Linked DNA regions of Homo sapiens: region 2 is linked to region 1. A link is an interaction called in ENCODE POLR2A ChIA-PET data of the cell type or tissue named here. Cell type or tissue: OCI-LY7. All regions are shown on one strand.

Region 1 (4,000 bases):
GAATGGCCATCTACTATGTCCTAGGAATTGGGCTGGGCTGTGATTACCCAGTGCTAAATAAGATTGGTAGGGTTCCTGCCTTCTGGGAATTTGAATGTTGGAGAGGAATGATAGAGAGAACCAGGGGTGAAGGGTAAAGTGTCATGCAATTAACGATGGGGAAGCATGGAAGGTGACAGCAAGGCATTAAGTGAAGCCAGCAGAGTCAGGAAGACTTCTCTGAGGAGGTGACATTGAAATGGAAATCAGAACAATGATAGGAGTTAATCAGGCAAAAGAGTGTGACAGGAGTATCCTAGGCAGAAGGAAAATTATCTGCAAGCTTCTGGTGGCTAGGCAGAGCATGGAAGATTGGAGGAACTGGAAGGAGTGCAATGTGATTTGATCATAGAGCACAAGGAGGTGGGGCTGAGCACAAAACTAGAGAGACATTCAGGAGATAGATAGGGAGAGACCTGGTGGAAAGAGCTTAGAGTTTAGGAAGGCTATGTTCATAGTGACTGGAGCGTGGAATGTGGAGTTAGGCAAACTTGGTCTTAAATCCCAACTCTACCGTCCATTGACTGTGACATTGGCCATGCTCCTCAACATCGCAGACTCTCAATGTCCTTATATAAAGAATGGGGATAATGATGCCTATTTTTTTTTTTTTTGAGGAAGAGTCTTGTTCTGTTGCCCAGGCTGGAGTGCAGTGACATGATCTCAGCTCACTGCAACCTCTGCCTCCTGGGTTCACACAATTCTCCTGCCTCAGCCTCCCAAGTAGCTGTGATTACAGGCGCACACCACCATGCCCAGCTAATTTTTTGTATTTTTAGTAGAGACAAGGTTTCACTATGTTGGCCAGACTGGTCTCGAACTCCTGATCTCATGATCCGCCCGCCTCGACCTCCCAAAGTGCTGGGATTACAGGCCTGAGCCACCGTGCCTGGCTCAATGATGCCTATTTCGTTGGATTGCTTTGAAGATTAAATAAGTGAGTGCAGGAAAAGTCATAACATGTAAGAGCTTGATAAATGGTTATTATCACTATCAATTCCAAGAACAATCGGGAGATGCTATTGCTGTCTGGAGATGGGATTTATAAGGAGTAAGACTGGAGGCAGTGCTGTGAGTTAGGAGGTATTGAGAGTGGTGGCTGGAACTAGGAAACTGGAGGAATTAGTTGGGTGTTAATTGAGTAGGAAGTGAGAAGAAGGATATTCAGAGACTGAGATAGTCCTTGAGATTTGGAATGTAGGAATAGTGTTAAGTTCAGGATGAGTATGGTGGGGTTGGTTTGTACATAATGGTGAGGTCAGTTTGTACATGTTGTTATTATATTCATGAGGAATCAGTTGCAGAGAACAGACTTCGCGTTAGCTTGTTTGGCAGGAAGGGGTTTATCACAGGGTGTTAAATGGCTTGTAGAATTGTCAGGAGGTCTGAGGAAACAGAATCGAGATTGAGCTTTCAGGAGAAACCTATAATGCGACTCCTAGGAACTGGGCTGCTATAGTAGCTGCTGTCTCTTCAATAATCTTGCAATCAGGAAGCCTGCCCCTCTAGAACCACAAAACTGCTGCCGCGAACAGGAAACCACTACAATCAGGAAGCCGCTACTGCTGCCGGGCTCCAGAACCAGTGCACATCTGCAACAGACTACATCAGCAGAACGGATGCTTCTCCCCCACCACCTAGGCTCACCCCAACTACTAAGCTCGTATTTGAACATGAAAACCTCTGCAAACGAAGCTGCAGAAAAACCAAACACCTCCACAGCTGTCCTTGCTAGCTGGATGGACAAACATTCCAAAATTCTGTCCATTTCAGACTAAATAATACTAGAGCCTGAGCTGCAAAAGAATAAGGAAAGTATATTTTTAGCATTCCAACATGTGGAGCAGGAGAAGGCACACTAGAATAGTATTTTGGAAATGTGGGTTGTGACTTAAGAGAGCATCATAAAATCAATTCAGGTCTTCACAGTAAGTTATTATTTTTTTTTTTTTTTCTTAGTCCTCGTTGGCAACATGACCTTTCTTCTTCTGGGTCATGGTAGAAAAAAAACCTGGAAAGTCATTATACTATACATTGAGTGACAATCTTCCATCGCAGAGTTTCAGGGGAGAATTGTGAGAAGAGCCCATGAGGAATACAGACATTTGATCTTGGGGGAGAAATCTTCTGGAGCTGTGCTTGTCCTTCATGCTTTCTGGTGTTTGTTTACTCTCCAGGAAGAGAGCTAGATCCAGGGAAGCCCCAGAGTGCATTGAAAGGCATGTTTCAAACCTATGCTAATGAGGGCTGATTTCGCAGTGGCTTGGCAGAGCTGTAGCACATACCATGTTGGATTGTAAACTGACCTGGCACTCACTGGCACTTGGGATATGTGTGTTGAATGAATGTACAGAGCAGAGAAGTACTTAGAAAGTATGGAAGGAGCCATTCAGATTCCAGAGACTAAGCTCCAGGTCATGAGCTCTGATCACAGAGGTGTCTAAACCCTCGCTAGCCATGGTTAACTCAGTGTCTTTGTGACACCATTTATAATTTTCCAAGAGTATTTTTGCTGTATAGAAAAATGGCAACTAGGGGTGGGAGGTGTGCAAGAAGAAGATGTGCTTATTGTAGCTTTGTGTGTAACAGCAAAAACCTAAAAGCAAATTAAATGTTCTTGCATAGAAGAATGGACAAACTATGGTATATTCAAACAATTAAATATATAGTAGTTACTCTACAATAACTCTACTATCTAATTCCTTCTCAGAATCTCCAGTCACATAAAGGATGGCTCAGAGAATAGCCTAGTGCCCTAAGAGGTTTTGATGTGGACAAGAACTAAAAGGAGGAAGTGCTGAGGGAAGCTGGCAGAATCTGTCAGACAAGGGAGCCTCCCACAATTCCAGGAATACCACTTATTCTGGGATGGAAGGGACAAACCCTTAAATTAAGAGGATGGAGAAGTCAGCCTGTATCATCTCTAGAACACTCCTGAGAGATCTGCCAGGCTTGATGGAAGTCCCATTGGTTGGAAGCCCAGCAGGGAGCAGACACTTGCGAAGTCCTCGAGTGTGGTTAGTGAGAGAGCTGGCATTTGAGCCCAGTCTCATATTCCAATCTCCATTATTTCCCACCAGCCTTGATAGGGCCTCCTATAGCCTTTCTGCAATTCCTCAGGTCACGTCTTTCCAACCTTACTTTGGACAGTCCCCACATTTGGAGGTTTCCTCTGCTCTTCCCTGCTCTCGCCCCGGTCACTCTGGGATGGTGATTTGAATGTGAGACACAGGTGGTCTCTATCCTCTATAGACTCAGTACATGGTCAATATATGATTCAGAAAAGGGTTAGAGGCCAGGTGTGGTTGCTCACGCCTGTAATCCTAGCTCTTTGAGAGGCCATGGTGGGCAGATTGCTTGAGGTCAGGAGTTCGAGATCAGCCTGGCCAACATGGTGAAATCCCGTCTCTACTAAAAACGCAAAAATCAGCTGGGTGTGGTGGTGCGTGCCTGTAGTCCCAGCTACTCAGGAGGCTGAGGTAGGAGGATCACTTGAACCCAGGAAGGGGAGGCTGCAGTGAGCCAAGATAGCACCACTCCACTCCAGTTTGGATGACTCTACATTGACTTGTTATGTTTTTGTGAGCTCACTTACCATCTTCCTCTACAAGTTCTGCAAGTACACTGAGTGTGTGTGTGTGTGTGTGTGGTGGGGAGGTGGGGTTCAGAGGGTAGGAGCAAGGGAAGGAGCTCAAGTTGAGTTTTTACCAAAGAGGCATATGTTTTAGGTAGCCTGAGTTCCCAGTTAGATAAATTATTTATTTTACTTGCATAGATATCATTTTACTCATGGAGTATCATTTGCTCATAACATTCCCAGGGGCTGGTTAACCCTCAAGAGTAACAGAATTTAGTTTTAAACTTCCTGGGTTGCCTACTCCCTACATATCTATCAGTTGAGTTATTAATGATTATTCTCTTTTTTTGTTTGTTTGGTTACATTATTCATTTAAATGATGTA
Region 2 (4,000 bases), 1.4 Mb before region 1:
TTTTATTTTTTATTTTTCCATAGATTATTGGGGTACAAGTGGTATTTGGTTACGTAAGATTTTTAGTGGTGATTTGTGAGATTTTGGTGCACCCATAACCCGAGCAGAATATACTGCACCCCATTCGTAGTCTTTTATCTCTCACCCCCCTCCCATCCTTCCCCCGAAGTCTGCAAAGTCCATGGTATCATTCTTATGCCTTTGCGTCCTCATAGCTTAGCTCCCATGTATCGTTGAGAACATACAATGTTTGGTTTTCCATTCCTGAGTTACTTCACTTAGAAAAATAGTCTCCAATCTCATCCAGGTCGCTGCAAATGCCGTTAATTCATTCCCTTTTATGGCTGAGTAGTATTCCATCAATGATGAGTTTTTAAAAAGCTTTTGGTTGGCACATTAGGTTAGAGTGGAGATGCTGCAGCTAAGTAGGGACTTCATTAGGGTCAAGGCCTGGGCCTGGCTTATTTCTGTAGGTCCAGTGCAGGACCCAGGGCCTGGCGGATGGCAGATACTCAGTAGAATTTTGGTTGTGTGACTGACTGAAGGAGAACGACTTGGGTTGCCTCTGAGGCTTTGGAGTCTGGTCGTGGAGGAGGGGGGCTGGAGAAGTGTGCTGCCTGGAGTGGGCCCATGCACACAGGCTGGTGTCTGGGGTTGATTCCTTCTCAGTTGAGAGGTACTTCTGTGTCTCCCTTCTGTGCTCCCAGCCTGTATCCATGTTTCATTCCCCTCTGAGAGTATAATACATAGTAAGTCAGCAAGAGCACAGTTATCTAAGCCATGGGGAAAGGGACAAGTGAGGAAATGATGATGATATTAATAACCATGCTAGCTCTTTGAATGCATTGTATTAAGATCCTGACCTTACTTTATGTATTCTTCATAATAATAAATCTTCACTCTTTACCAGGGATCAAGTCTTTGTAGCTCACAATTTTAGGATTCAGAGGAAAGGGTGAAATTCAGGGCACACAATTTCCCTTAAACACACTTGGGATTGTCCAGAGGTTAAGGCTGTCACCAGGGTGCTGGCTTCTTAGTCCCCCTCCTCTGGCTGGGCTGCCAAGAGATAGCCCTTCAGGAGTGTTGGGTCATCCTGAGTTGAATAGGAGGGAGAGTTAAGCCATCCTGAGTTGAATAGGGTCTGGTGCCCTTCCGGAGCCCAGAGTGCCTGCCCGGCTGTGGTTGGCATGTTTCCCAGGGCTGCTGGTGCCCTTGGCATTGTCCCTGCCCTGTAAAGGTGACCTGGCCTCAGATTCGCCACTGCCAGGGCAGGGTGGCTGCCAGGGCTCGCCTCAGAATCTGGGAGCAAAGCCCTGTAATTACTGTATTTGGTCGGTGAAGCAGGTGTTGGAGGAGAAAAGGGTGATATGGGGGTTTGGACCAGACATCGGTAGCAGGTGGGAAGTAAATGAGTTTGCCTTCACAGAGCTCAGTAACTGGGTTGCAAGCTGTACTGTTCTAAAAAAAAAAAAAAATCAGTTTTACAGAGCCACTCCCACTAGCCACATATTATCCAGGGGTGGGTGGAGATTGGGCACAAGGGCATGACTGCTGCATAGGTTGGGTTAATCCTGCCTTGTATAATTTACTAGCCAAATGACCAGTCACCCTACCATTCCAGACCTCAGTTTCCTTGTCTACAAAATGGGGCTGAGCCGACTTTTCCTCTCTGAAGGCAGAATTATGTGTTGGGTACTTCAGGTGAGGCCCTTGGTGAGGATTCTGTGACAGCCCTGGGCCCCTGGGCTAGAGAAGGGAAGAAATCAATTTTTTAAGAAGTCCGAGACTGGGGGCCCAGGACCCAGATTTTGGCATTTACAGTTGGTACCCATCTTTACTTTTGGTCTATTTTGTTCCAGTCATCTGCTTGTCAGTCCTGCATGGTTTTGCCTTCTCTGCTGTAGGCTTAACCATGTTAAATTAGACTGTCTAGATCCAGGCTGGCCATGGGGTTTCATTCACAGCATGGTTTGAGACCGAGCAGCCCTGCCTATCCTTCTACTAACCCTGGTAGGTGGATTACTTGGAGGCTTAGGATTTGTGATAATCCCCTGACTACTCACACTGTGGTACAATCCACCAAGCTCTTTTCCATCAGGTCTCTTGTGTGAACCTCCCACTGGCCCTGGGGCAAGCGAGGCAGCAATCAGTATTATCTCCACTTCAAAGTGGAGAAAACTTTGATTCAGAGAAGGAAGGAAGCTGTTCAGGGTTACACAGACTGTCTCTGACTTGGGAAGTCAGTGATCAAGCTCGGGTGTCTTATCCAACTCAAATTCAGTGATGATCTTGAGACTGAGGATGGTGCTTTAAACAAAGGGTCCAGGGCCTGGCAGCACACATCCCTCTGGGACTGATATGTAGGGCCAGATCAGACAAGGAGCTATGTGACATCTTCCTTGTATCTGTTCCTCCTGTGCCCATCCAGGGCTCATGCTCATTCTACTCCTCTCTCCGTGACTCACAGAAGAGGCAGGAAGTGGTTTGAGTTATCATGGTTTGAGCGCTGCCCCCAGATTTGTCTATGATCAGTGGTCACTTGTCAGGGGCACGGGGGGAGTCAACTTGTTTTTCTTACCTTGCTTGGTGAGAAGGGGCTGGGGGTGGGAGGAGGAAGCAAGTGTGAAACCTTCTGAGGTGAGTTTTATCTCCGAGGCTGTGGGTGCGCGTTGGTGGGGAGCTTCCCTGAGGTATAGCTGGGGTCAGGCCACCTGTTCCCCCCTCGCTGCCAGGGCTGCTGGCAGCAGAAGACAGCCTGCACCCAGGACCCAGGCTGGGCACCCAGGTCAGTGAGGACCTGGTAGTTGCCCATACAGTAGCAGGAATGCCTTAGAAGGGGCCCAGGAGTGTGTGGAGCCTGACTGCTTTGGAGTTTCCCTCCCACCTGCTTGGTCCAGGAACCCCTGACTTTTTAGCGACTTTGTGTTTTGTCCCTCTGCCTACTAGACGGAATGTAACAAAAACCTGTGCACAGGCTGGGCATGGTGGCTCATGCCTGTAATCCCAGCACTTTGGGAGGCTGAGGCGGGCGGATCACCTGAGGTTGGGAGTTCGAGACCAGCCTGACCAACATGGAGAAACTGTGTCTCTACTAAAAATACAAAATTAGCCGGGCGTGGTGGTGCATGCCTGTAATCCCAGCTACTTGGGGGACTGAGGCAGGAGAATCACTTGAACCTGGGAGGTGGGGGTTGTGGTGAGCCGAGATCGGCCACTGCACTCCAGCCTGAGCAATAAGAGGGAAACTCCGTCTCAAACAAACAAACAAAAAAACAACAACAAAAACGTGTGCACCACCCCTTGTTCAGGGTGAGGGGTGTGTGTCCATCAGTGTCCCCTTAAAGAGGGACCCCTCCCCCCACACCGCCGTTGCAGCCTCTGCTGTCCTTCCTGGGGGTGGTCTTGTTTCTCTGTTTCTCTCTCTCTCTCCTTATGATTAGAATGATTTGTGAGTTGGTGGCCAAGCCGGAGTACCTCCTGGGTACAGTGAAGCCTGGGATTCCCAGAGTCCTATGGGGCACCTGACTCCCAAACTTGCTTTTCCAAGTGGAGAAATCACAACAACGAAACAACACTGAGTTTGCAGCTAACTTTTATCACACACTTACTAGGTCCCAGGCACTGTTCTAAAGACTCTAAGTGAACTTAGAGTATTTCATTTAATCTTCACTGTAACCCAGTGAGCTTGGCACTATTGTTACAGTTGAGGAAATCAAGACTCTGAGGGTGAAATAAGTTGCCCAAGCTCACTGAGCTGGTAAGCAGGGGAGCAGGATTTGAGCACAGCCACCTGGCTTTGAAGCTTGTGCGCTTTCCTGTGACCTGGGGCAGCAAGTGCCACTCCTTATTCTAGACTGACTGGAGTGGGCCAGGCTGCTCTAGCTCCCTTGGCTACAGAGGGAGGACTCCAGTACATCCTGGGAAAGCCTTTGGTCTCCGCTGCCACTGCTGCAGAGAGTGGATTTTTGTCTGTGGGGCAGGGAGGGAGGAAACAGAT

The links. Peaks named below come from ENCODE experiments on the same cell type or tissue, not always from the same donor. Only the 100,000 strongest peaks of a DNase experiment are listed, where the experiment ranks them.
Region 2: POLR2A ChIA-PET joins it to region 1 with 5 read pairs; 1 of 35 experiments calls an interaction of 5 or more read pairs at or near these places.

What each region holds. Positions count from the first base shown.
Region 1 is chr9:114,897,368-114,901,367 of GRCh38, forward strand. TNFSF8 (TNF superfamily member 8) reads right to left here. Exons shown (of 4, transcript NM_001244.4): 4 at 3,778-4,000. Among named protein-coding and RNA genes, the nearest start is that of TNFSF8, 31 kb to the right of the region's middle. In OCI-LY7, no CTCF peak of the experiment used is centred here; a DNase peak (open chromatin) is centred at 1,604; H3K4me3 peaks cover 1,167 bases; H3K27ac peaks cover 1,631 bases.
Region 2 is chr9:113,509,939-113,513,938 of GRCh38, forward strand. The region is part of intron 12 of RGS3 (regulator of G protein signaling 3); the gene reads left to right. Among named protein-coding and RNA genes, the nearest start is that of RGS3, 48 kb to the left of the region's middle. RefSeq lists enhancers at 2,061-2,110, 2,361-2,450. In OCI-LY7, no CTCF peak of the experiment used is centred here; a DNase peak (open chromatin) is centred at 2,463.